Regions from separate parts of the Homo sapiens genome. Here region 1 is linked to region 2. Evidence: chromatin loops called from intact Hi-C (ENCODE). Cell type or tissue: left lung. All regions are shown on one strand. Each heading gives the region's core, and the rest is flanking DNA. Links, peaks and the distances in the headings are about the cores only.

The links. A loop is a pair of places that touch in the nucleus more often than their neighbours do. Peaks named below come from ENCODE experiments on the same cell type or tissue, not always from the same donor. Only the 100,000 strongest peaks of a DNase experiment are listed, where the experiment ranks them.
Region 1: it touches region 2 in a loop (3-fold over the local background); 106 of 110 quality-filtered maps call a loop at or near these places.

What each region holds. Positions count from the first base shown.
Region 1 is chr12:57,822,037-57,827,403 of GRCh38, reverse strand. It overlaps CTDSP2 (CTD small phosphatase 2), which reads left to right. Exons shown (of 8, transcript NM_005730.4): 4 at 307-408; 5 at 1,002-1,058; 6 at 3,085-3,177; 7 at 3,315-3,500; 8 at 3,677-5,367. The coding sequence ends at 3,802. MIR26A2 (microRNA 26a-2) reads left to right here and starts at 2,712; the gene lies at 2,712-2,795. In left lung, for the core only: no CTCF peak of the experiment used is centred there; no DNase peak of the experiment used is centred there; H3K27ac peaks cover 4,225 bases.
Region 2 is chr12:57,890,819-57,896,185 of GRCh38, reverse strand. LOC283387 (a long non-coding RNA gene) reads left to right here. Exons shown (of 4, transcript NR_148947.1): 1 at 1-2,446. LOC101927608 (a long non-coding RNA gene) reads right to left here and starts at 1,947. Exons shown (of 2, transcript NR_187681.1): 1 at 1,835-1,947; 2 at 1-534. RefSeq lists an enhancer at 2,563-3,063. In left lung, for the core only: no CTCF peak of the experiment used is centred there; a DNase peak (open chromatin) is centred at 2,305; H3K27ac peaks cover 5,000 bases.

The DNA.
Region 1 (5,367 bases), core at 223-5,222, 69 kb after region 2:
GCCTGCTATGTGCAAGGCATTAGATTTTAGGGGACAGCTGGTGCTCCATGCCCTCTTCCCACAGCTGCTGTCCATCCCACACCTGCCCTGGCCACCACCTCCAATGTCCAGATCACTTAATAGTCCCACTGGGAGGCTGAAACCAAGGAAACAACTCCACCTCCTTTCTTCCTGGCCTTTAAGTGGTGCCTATCCTGGGTTGGTGATTGTGTCTCCACAAACAACCCAGCTCTTCCCATAATTATGCCAAGGGGTACAATTGGGCTTTCTTGGTAGGCAGATCTCAGCAACCTGGCTTGGTTTTAGATCCCAGGGACCTGCCTGCTCCCAGAGGTGACAGAGGAAGATCAAGGAAGGATCTGTGTGGTCATTGACCTCGATGAAACCCTTGTGCATAGCTCCTTTAAGGTAACTCAATGTCTGGAACCCTTCCTACCTTTATCTTGGGCCTTCTTGTGAATCTGGCAACAGATGTGTAAGGCAGCCTAAAGGTGAGGAAAGAAGAGTGATTAGAAGGGAAAAGGCCAGGCCTCTGGCATTTTGGCCACCCTGTGTCACAGGTATCTAGAGGCCCCACTGAAGAATGTTGAGTAGGAACCCTGTGTGTTCCACCAGGGCTGCTATCTCCAGTCACTCCCAACAGGCTGCATCTGCCCCCGAGCCACATAGCACAGAAAGCCAGCCACGAGGGCTCTGTACAGGGCAGGCCTAAAAGAGTGGTTGGATCACCTTTGGCCCTTGCCCCTGCTTGTCTCCTCAGGAAACTCAGGCCCCAAAACTCTCAGCCCAGGTAGAATTTGTCAGAGTGGAGGTGCTAAGGAGTAGGGAAAACCAGAATGGGGTATCACATCTTGAACTAGGGTGAGAACCCCTTAATGAGGTGGCCAGAGGCACTTCCAGGAGTCTTTAAGACCTGTTTCTCCCCACCCACCTAGGGGTATGGTGGGGGCCTCATGTTTCTTTGCCACCATGCTGACAGCATTAACTTTTCTGCCTTCCAGCCAATCAACAATGCTGACTTCATAGTGCCTATAGAGATTGAGGGGACCACTCACCAGGTGAGCTGCCAGCCAGACCACACCCAGCCCAGAGGGTGGGGGGTCTGCCTTCTGCCTCACCTGTACTGGGGTCCTCCACCCATCTCAGGGCTTGGGTTCTGTCAGTTGATCCCTTTTCTATAACTCCAGCCTCCCCTTTTTATTGGTATCTTTCACTCAAGGCTTTCTCACCTTAAAAAAAGAGTTTCAGCCCCATATCCCACCCAGCTGTCTCCCTTGTTTTCTCTTTGCAACCAAGCTGTTTAAAAGAATAGTTTACATTTTATTTAATAATAATAATAGCTATCGTTTGTTAACCACCATCCCCTCACGTGGCCAGCACTGTTAAATGATTTATTACATTTCTCTGTTCCTTAAGAAAGGTATCTATACCTGTTAAGATACCTTAACCAGGTATCTCTTTGCCTGTAACAGGCAGGGAAATCAGTAGTAACCATTTTCTCTGCCCGGAATGCCCTCTTGCCCATGCTCCCCCTGCCACCCCCACTGTGAATAGCTAGTGACTTTCTTCCTCCCCAGCCCAGACATCTCCTCCTCTGTGAAGCCTTCTCTGACTGCCTTCCCTGGGGCCCTCCATTGGATTCTGCCTGAGGAAGTGCTCAGTGTGTGTCTGTCAATGTAAAGAGCACTCAAATCTAAACAGACCAGGCTCCAGCCTGCAGCCCAGGCAGTCCCAGGTTAAGGATCATGTGACACTGCTAGTGAAAGACCATTTACTCAGCTTGCTTGCCCAGAAGGCCTGCCATGCCCAGCGCCAGGCCCCGGTCAGGACTAGGCTTGGTCCAGCAGCCCTTTGACAGTCTAGCTGAGGGTATAGGGATGTGCTAAACCCTTGTAGAAAAGATGAAGGCATATTTTCAAACAGATATACACTGTGAACTCCTGGCTAACAAGGAAGGGTATGAATAATTTTTAAAAGGATGAGATTAAAATGAGGGAGCACTACCTGCCCAAGGTGGGTGAAAGGATGCCAGACTTGATGAAAGCTGGGATGAGGAAGGGGCTTGTTGGAGGTCGAAGGAATGGCAGGCTAACAGAAGTTAAGTTGTGGCTGCCTAGAACAGAGGGTTCCTGCAGAGCTCTGAGTGGTCTGGTGAGTTGGTGGCCAGTTCAGGCCTACTCTAGGAGGGAGAGTCACAGCAGGCCGACTCTCTTTGAGCTCGGGAGTAATGCAGGTAAAGGAGCTTTGGGAGTCAGGTGCCGTGGCTTACACCTGTCATCCCAACACTCTGGGAGGCCAAGGCAGGAGGAATGCCTGAGCCCACAAGTTCACAACCAGCCTGGCCTCACATAGCAAGACCCCATCTCTAAAAAAAATAAGTAAATAAAGAAAAGAAAAAGGACCTTTTTGGAAATGGTTCTAGTAGCAGCTGTGTAGGCTAGAGTCATGGAAGCAATAGAATGCAGACCGATGGGGGGTCAGGTGGCCAAAGGACTTCCCAAAATGTGCAAGATCGTAAGGGTGGACAAAGGTGTTAGTGGTGGCTGGCAGAAGCAAGCACAAGATCGGGTGCAGAGCAAGACTCGGCAGGGTGTCTGTCTAGTCTATGGTCATTGAGGGGAAAAAGTCACTTCTCCCTGGTGCAATTCATTACCTAATCATGACCTGGACAGACTGTCCTGTCGGAGCCAAGGACAGAAAGCTCCCATAGAGGCTGTGGCTGGATTCAAGTAATCCAGGATAGGCTGTTTCCATCTGTGAGGCCTATTCTTGATTACTTGTTTCTGGAGGCAGCTGATGGTCCGCCGCCGGAAACAGAGATGGCTCCTGGGACATGGTGTGTGCGCTTCTTCCTGAGCCAGGTTGAGGTTGGGACCACTGATCCATTGGAAGCCTGGTGAGGGGTACAGCCAGTTCTCCGGGTCTGTGGGGTCTCAGGGGGCCGCAGGCTTCCAGCCAGGTAGCCCAGGAGGCTGGGCTGCAGGGGTTGAGAGCTCCTTGCTGCTGTGTAACTGGTGAAGGTACCCAGTACTGCAAACCTTCATCACAGGGATGCCTCCAACAGGCTGCTCTGCTCTTCCTCAGGTGTATGTGCTCAAGAGGCCTTATGTGGATGAGTTCCTGAGACGCATGGGGGAACTCTTTGAATGTGTTCTCTTCACTGCCAGCCTGGCCAAGGTACCTAGGGGTGAGAGGGAAGAACCAGGAGTGGGTGTGGTGGCCACGGGGGTGGTCCAGCAGCTCCCTTTTGGTCCCTAGGGTTATACAGGAGGACCAGGAGTGTATCCAAACTAAGGCATCTTCTCTCCTCCTAGTATGCCGACCCTGTGACAGACCTGCTGGACCGGTGTGGGGTGTTCCGGGCCCGCCTATTCCGTGAGTCTTGCGTGTTCCACCAGGGCTGCTACGTCAAGGACCTCAGCCGCCTGGGGAGGGACCTGAGAAAGACCCTCATCCTGGACAACTCGCCTGCTTCTTACATATTCCACCCCGAGAATGCAGTGAGTGCTCCTGATGCGTCTCCACGGTAGGGATTGGGAGAGGAAGCAGACTGGAACTGTGGGCTCCACCAGAGAAGTACACCCCTCCAGGAAGACCCAGCCACCCTCTAGGGCTCTGGGGCGAGGGAGGGGGAAGCAGCAGTCGGGAGATTGACACCACATCTTCCCCCCACCAGGTGCCTGTGCAGTCCTGGTTTGATGACATGGCAGACACTGAGTTGCTGAACCTGATCCCAATCTTTGAGGAGCTGAGCGGAGCAGAGGACGTCTACACCAGCCTTGGGCAGCTGCGGGCCCCTTAGCCTGCCCTGCTTCCAAGCGACGGCCATCCCAGTAGGGGACTTTCCCACACTGTGCCTTTACGATCAGCGTGACAGAGTAGAAGCTGGAGTGCCTCACCACACGGCCCGGAAACAGCGGGAAGTAACTGGAAAGAGCTTTAGGACAGCTTAGATGCCGAGTGGGCGAATGCCAGACCAATGATACCCAGAGCTACCTGCCGCCAACTTGTTGAGATGTGTGTTTGACTGTGAGAGAGTGTGTGTTTGTGTGTGTGTTTTGCCATGAACTGTGGCCCCAGTGTATAGTGTTTCAGTGGGGGAGAAGCTGAAAGACCAAGACTCTTCCCAAGTTAGCTTGTCTCCTCTCCTGTCACCCTAAGAGCCACTGAGTTGTGTAGGGATGAAGACTATTGAAGACTCCATTGCCAAACCATGGCCTTTCCTCAGTGTTGTAAGGCCTATGCCAAGGATAAAGGAAGGGTATGCCTTTGGGTACTCCAGGCACACACCTTTCTGAAATCCTTCTCCAGCCAGCTGCTGCAGACAAAAGATCACATTTCTGGGAAGATGAGAACTTGTTTCCAGACCAGCATCCAGTGGCCATCAGGTCTTGTGGCCCAAAGGCTATGCTTGCCTCCGGCTGAGTGCCTGGGATAGGCCTTTTCTATGTCTCCCCAAGGCTGGGGTGCTGAGCCTGCCTTCCTCACCACCTAGCCATAGTCTCAAACCTGTGGGGAAGGAGGTTTTCTCCCTGCCCGGGAAGAGGACAGATAACTGATTTCCGTTCTTTTGACTGTGTTTTAAAATTCTCTTTCTAAACACAGAGTGTTGGGCCTGGTTTGTTTCTGACAAAGTTACAGTCCTGGGCCTGTAATGAATGTCGGCGGCGCTGGGGTTGCAGGGAAAAGACAAATCCTCAAAGCGTGGACGTGTGTCCCCATGGCTTGTGGATCAGCTAAGCTCGGGATCATTTCCATAAGTCTGCTTTTCAGGGATTCTCTGCTGGTGCTGGTGCAAGGACTTCTGTTCCAAAGGCTGGGAAAAACTAAGCTGTCCCAGCCCCTCCCATTTCTTGGGCAGGGCTCTTTTCCTGTTGTGTCTTCCCCCAGGGCCTGTCCTGTACCGAGCTCTGTCTGTTCCAGCCTTCATCCTTCCTGGCTGTTGCTTTTCCTCTTAAGGGCCTCAGAACTCTTGCTCTTCCTGGGCTGAGGGGGAATGAGTGTTCTTGCCATTTGCCAGCCTAATGCGCATGCTTTCTGCCTCTGGTAACAGGAGTGAGTGAGCCCCTCAGACCTGCACTCTGGGTGTCTCCTGCTTTCAAAGGTTCTTAATAGTGAATGCTTTAAAATTAAAGTCATCACGAAATGGAAGTTTTCCCAGGGTGGAAAATAAGAGGAAGTGCTGCTGTAATTGGGAGCACAAGGGGCCTCCCAAAAAGGAGCCCCACCTCAGCATCACTGCCTTAATCGTGGCCTCCCTGGGGTGGGTGGGGTTCTCTCCTCCCTCCCTCCCTCCTCCTGGGGTGGGAGGGCGCTCCTGTTCCCATCTCTGTGTTCCCTGGAGGCAGGTATCACAAAGCATTTGTG
Region 2 (5,367 bases), core at 241-5,240:
CCCAGAAAAAAAGACCTGTGATTAGGAGACCCTAAGAACCAGCAAAGAACTTCTAAATATTGGAGGGGAGGTGGTGTAGCTGCAAAGAGCCCACACCCACGCTGAGTTAGCTCTGACAGCTTCTAAAGGAAAGGGAGATGCTTAGATTATCCTGAGAAACTGGAGGATCTCCTGAGTGACCTGAAAAGGTCATCTCACTCATCCGCCTGTGGCTGGAGTAAAATATACGGAGCCCATCCCAGGACTCCCAGTGGGAGAGGATGAACAATCACTTCTGAAACTAAGCTCAGGAGAAGTTGAGGAGCTTTCTCAAGGGAGAAGAGCTGCCAGGAGAAGCAAGGGTCTCTCTCAGTGCCACTTCCTTTCCATAAACCATAATGATGGGCTCTGAAATTGTCCAAGGAAGGAAACCCATGGCTTCTCAGAGCAACCAGTACCAGGGGTTCAAGTTCGTCAGAGAGCATGTTGAAGTTCTATTTTATTTTCCTCCATTGGTCACCTGCTGGGGATGAGGCATAGGCCTAGTGTTGTCACCTGGAGGAAAGACATGATGCAATTAACAAAGCTGCTAATGCCTCCTCTCACCCTGACCTCTGCTCTTAGCCTCTGTACCAGCCCACCCTCTGCATCCTGCACAGCCAGCTGGGCCCTGAGAGGTCCTCCTGGCCCTCCTCCCACCCGTCCTTTGCCTGTCAGATGGAGGGTCTTTATGCTGAGATCACTGGAGAAACAGAGCTTCAGTGCACTCTGTCACACCAGCAATGAGAAAACCTTTCTAAAGGGGAAAGCTCACAGTAGGCAGATTCCTGATTATTCCATAAATCCTGGAGAAGAAAAATATAGGTTAACATAAGGATTCAAGAGGATGACACTCTGTGTGTTCAGGCATAAGCTAAATTCACTCATTCCGTTATTTAGTGATTTTGTTATTTAGGGTGTGCCTGGCACTGAGCTAGGCGCCGGGGCTACCACATGAATAAGACAGAGATGGCCCCTCCCTGAACCCTGCCGCATGCCCTTCCACTCTGCCTCCCAGGACAGGAGGCTATGATACACTTTCCTCTCCTGCACCAGCATATGTCTGTCTCCTTCCCAGCCCACCCCTAGCAGGTGTTGTCCCCAGCCCCAGCTGCTTATGTCTCGTGTGTTCTGCCAAGAGCTGCTTCTGTCAGAAGGCACTAACTCTCTGGTGATTGGGTGGTGGATAGAAGAGGTAACCTAAAGGCCTGTCCAGAAAATGAGATCAAAGTTGGCAGCCTCCTGGGCCCCTCCCAAAAAAGGATATAGCCACCACCATTTATAATTAATTCAGGCCCCACTTCACTCTGTCCCACCTGCTTTCTGTCTCTCTCTCTCTCTTTTTTTTTTTAAGATCTTTTTCTGATATGCCTGGTTGCCCCAATGCAAGTCTCCTCTTTCTGAAGCTTCCTGTGCCACCAGGGGCCTGTCCACCTCAGAGACCTCTCAGGTGCAGCTCAGCTGCATCCACAGGGGGTCCTGAGTCCCTAGGCCCTGCACAGATGTCTACCCAGGTTCTCTTGGTCTCTTCCATAGCTATGAGGCCTCCTCATTGAGGGTGCCCAAACACCACCCTTAATCACAAGTTTGCCAGCCTCCACCTTCTAACCCTCCTAGACCACATCAGCCCCTGCCTTATTCCAGTATTTTCCTGATTTCGCCTATTTCCAGCTTCCCTCAGCCATTCACAAGCACAGCCTGATGCTGTGCATAGGAAGACCTGGCAGTAAGCCTATGGTGAACAAATATTTTTAATGAACAAACAGAAATTATGGCCCCAAACTGAAAACACCCTGGAAGCCACAAACTCTGTTACCTTCAAAAGAAGCCAGATCTGGACCGCTGAGGTTTTTAAAAAATGCAATGAGCGAATTAGTGAAATCAGTTCATCACGGACACTGTGTCTTTCAGGAAATGAAGCCTCCGAAGAAAAAAGGGATCCTAGCCCCTGCCAAATTCCATTCTGTTTCAAATTAGCCTTCCAGTAAAATGAGGGGGCTGTCCTAACTGGTCTTTAAGGTCCTCCTAGTACCAGAGCTCTGAGGCTCTGTATTTCCCCTGAACAACCTCTTGGAACTCTCCACATTCTCATAACAGAAGAAAATGCATTTGTGCTCTGGGCTGAAGCTCAGAAGTGGGCTTTCACGACAGTCATTTCAGGCCTGTTTCCCTTTTTCTCCCTTCCCTGAAAGGGCCTCTGGTCTTTCCCAAGCTGCCTGAGTAGAAGGAAACACACAGCTCCCCCAGAGCAGAGAGGCCCGCGAGAGGGAAAGCTGGCCCAGGCCCAGGGCAGGCTCGCCTCTGACTCTGCAGGGACATTATTCCCTCCCAGCCAGCAGGGAACTTCTGGAACTTCTAAACAGCACATCCTCGAGCCAGCCCAGGCCCCCACAGCATCCTGCACCCCAGGTTTACAAGCTTTTTAATGGTAAGTAACACATTTGGCAAACCTCCTCAAGTGTGAGCCAAGCCAGGCCTTTTTCCCCAAGTCCCAAGTAACAAAGGGATGCTGGGCTGGGCCAAAAACAGGATCTATCTAGCCAGATGAGCCTAGAGCCTTGGTTCTCGGGGCCAAGGCTGGACAGGACCAGAGGGAAATGTCCTCGGCCAGCCTCACTCTGGTCTCCGTCACCATGCAGGCTGGTCCAGAGATTTCAGGATGCATCACTGATTCCAGGCAGGGCTCCATCCCCGGCCCACACTCAGCCCAGGACCTGGCCAGAGAATCACCAAGCATTCCCGGCAACACGATGCACGGCCCATTTTCCATGCCAGGCTCTTCCAGGGTCTCTGGGTGGGAGCAGCCCGGCCTTCTCACTGGGTTCCTGCTATGTCTGGGGGGTACAAAAAGCTTATGTTGGCCAGGCGCAGTGGCTCATGCCTGTAATGCCAGCACTTTGGGAAGCCAAGGCAGGCAGATCAATTGAGGACAGGAGTTCAAGACCAGCATGGCCAACATGGTGAAATCCTGTCTCTACTGAAAATACAAAAATTAGCCAGGCATGGTGGCACATCCTATAGTCCCAGCTACTCAGGAGGCTGAAGCAGGAGAATCACTTGAACCTGGGAGGCAGAGGTTGCAGTGAGCCAAGATTGCGCCCCTGCACTCCAGCCTGGGCGACAGAGCGAAAACCTGTCTTAAAAATAAATGAATAAATAAATAAAGGTATATGTCTCCATCAGAGATAGTCAACTGCCATATATCTCTGCTTTCAGATGATTTTAAAGAGAAGGTGTTTTGAAAGCTCGAGACATGTTCTGGGCTTGGCTTTGGCTCTACCTCCATCTCTGTTTTGAGAAACACAGTCCTCTTCTCTGTGTATCTGGAAATCTTGGAGGCACTGAGCTGTGTTGCAGGGACTTCCTCATTACCCAGGCTGTGCCTTGTCCAAGTGTTGCCAAAGGTCTCCAAGAAGAGAAATCCATCCACTCCTTCCTTCAGGCTGTCTAACTGGCGTGCCTGCCCTGTCATATCCAAGCAGTGACCCCAGCCCCATTCCCCTAAGAGTAGGGACTCCATCATTGTGTCCCCGCAAGCTTGCAGTTCTCTCAAATCTTGTCACAACCCCCCACCTTCTGGGTGCCAAGATGCTCAGACGGTTTGTGATTCCTCTGATGACCTCTGGCTGGGATTCCCTGCTTCCCACCTCTCACCCTCTATCTGCACCTCAACTCCCACAGCTGCTCTCCTCTCCCACCCGCTCTTTATCACCCTTTGCTTAGCCCCGTCCCTGCATTGCCCCAGCCACGCCCAACTCACACGGCAGCAGACTTTTACTCAAGGTTAGGGGTCATAGAGAGGAAATGACAGTAAGCAAATGAGAATCTACGAATAGACATTACCCTGAAAGTTCACCAACCATCTCCCACCTCAGAAAACTTCTCACTGTTCCCTAAGTCCCAACTTAAACCATCTTCTCTCCAGCCTTCCCCTTCTCTTCTAGACCCTTCTACCCAAATTCCAAGTTCCTGGGGATTCATCTTGCAAAACAATTTGTCTTGCCTTCCGCATGCCCAGAAAGTCTCATTGTTCTCACCAGAGCGCTTCCCTATCAGGGTTCATCATAGCATAATCCTCAAAACAGAGGCATCTACCTCCAGGATAGATGCCAGCCCGCCCCTGGAATGATAAAGCACAGCATTTTGTTTTCTATGTAACACTTTCTTCCTATCCACCCGCCACCACCGCCCCCTTACATCTGGTACCCCTGACAGTCAAGAAATCCACCCCAAAATGTTCCTGTTTTCTTTTTCCTTTTTGCTCTTTCTTTCCTTTTTCTTTTCTTTACTCCTCTATAGGCATGGCACATCACTGATCAGCATTCCTGCTGCAGTCGAAATGGTGATCTAATTAAAAATAAGTCAGCATGAATCAGATACAAAAGCACAAAATATTGTATGCTTCCCCTTACATAAGGTACCTAGAGTAGCCAAATTCCCAGAGACAGAAAGTAGAATAGTGGTTACCAGGAGCTGGGGAGAGGGGAGAAAGGGGAGTTATTGTTTAGTGGGTGTGGAGTTTCAGTTTGGGAAGATAAAAAAGATGGAAAATGATCATGGTTGCACAATAGTGTGAATGTACTTCATGTCACTAAACTGTACACTTAAAAATGGTTAAAATGGTACATTTTATTTTATTATTTTTATTTATTTATTTATTTACTGAGACGGAGTCTCGCTCTGTCACCCAGGCTGGGGTGTAGTGGGGCCATCTCGGCTCCCTGCAACTTCTGCTTCCTGGGTTCAGGTGATTCTCCTGCCTCAGTCTCCCAAGTAGCTGGGACTACAGGCACCCACCACCACGCCCGGCTAATTTTTGTATTTTTAGTAGAGATGAGGTTTCACCATGTTGGCAGGCTGGTCTCGAACTCCTGACCTCAGGTGATGCGCCCACCTTGGCCTCCCAAAGTGCTGGGATTACAGGCGTGAGCCACCATGTCCAGCCAAAATGGTACATTTTCCATTATGTATACCTTACCACAATACAAACAATAATGTCAATAACATTCATTCTGACCTCAAGAGAGACCTGCCGTTAATTCCACAAATAAGGGCTTTTCCCTCAGCAACTTTGGATCATATCACTTCTGTGAACTCCTGTGCAGAGAGGCTGTGCCCAGGAGATCAGCCTCACCTGCCTCAGGCTTGGTGGTCAATCTTTCTGCTGACCCCACCCATGTGGCTGTAGACTTTATGCTCCCTTCCAAACTGATGGAAAACAGAAGAAGCACACAGCAGCTGCCACTGGAATAGGAGCCTTCAGACGTTGGTTTTAAGCCTAGTTCAGCTGTTAACTAGCTATGCGGCCTTGAACAAGTTATTTAATCTCTCTTTCAATATCCTTATAAA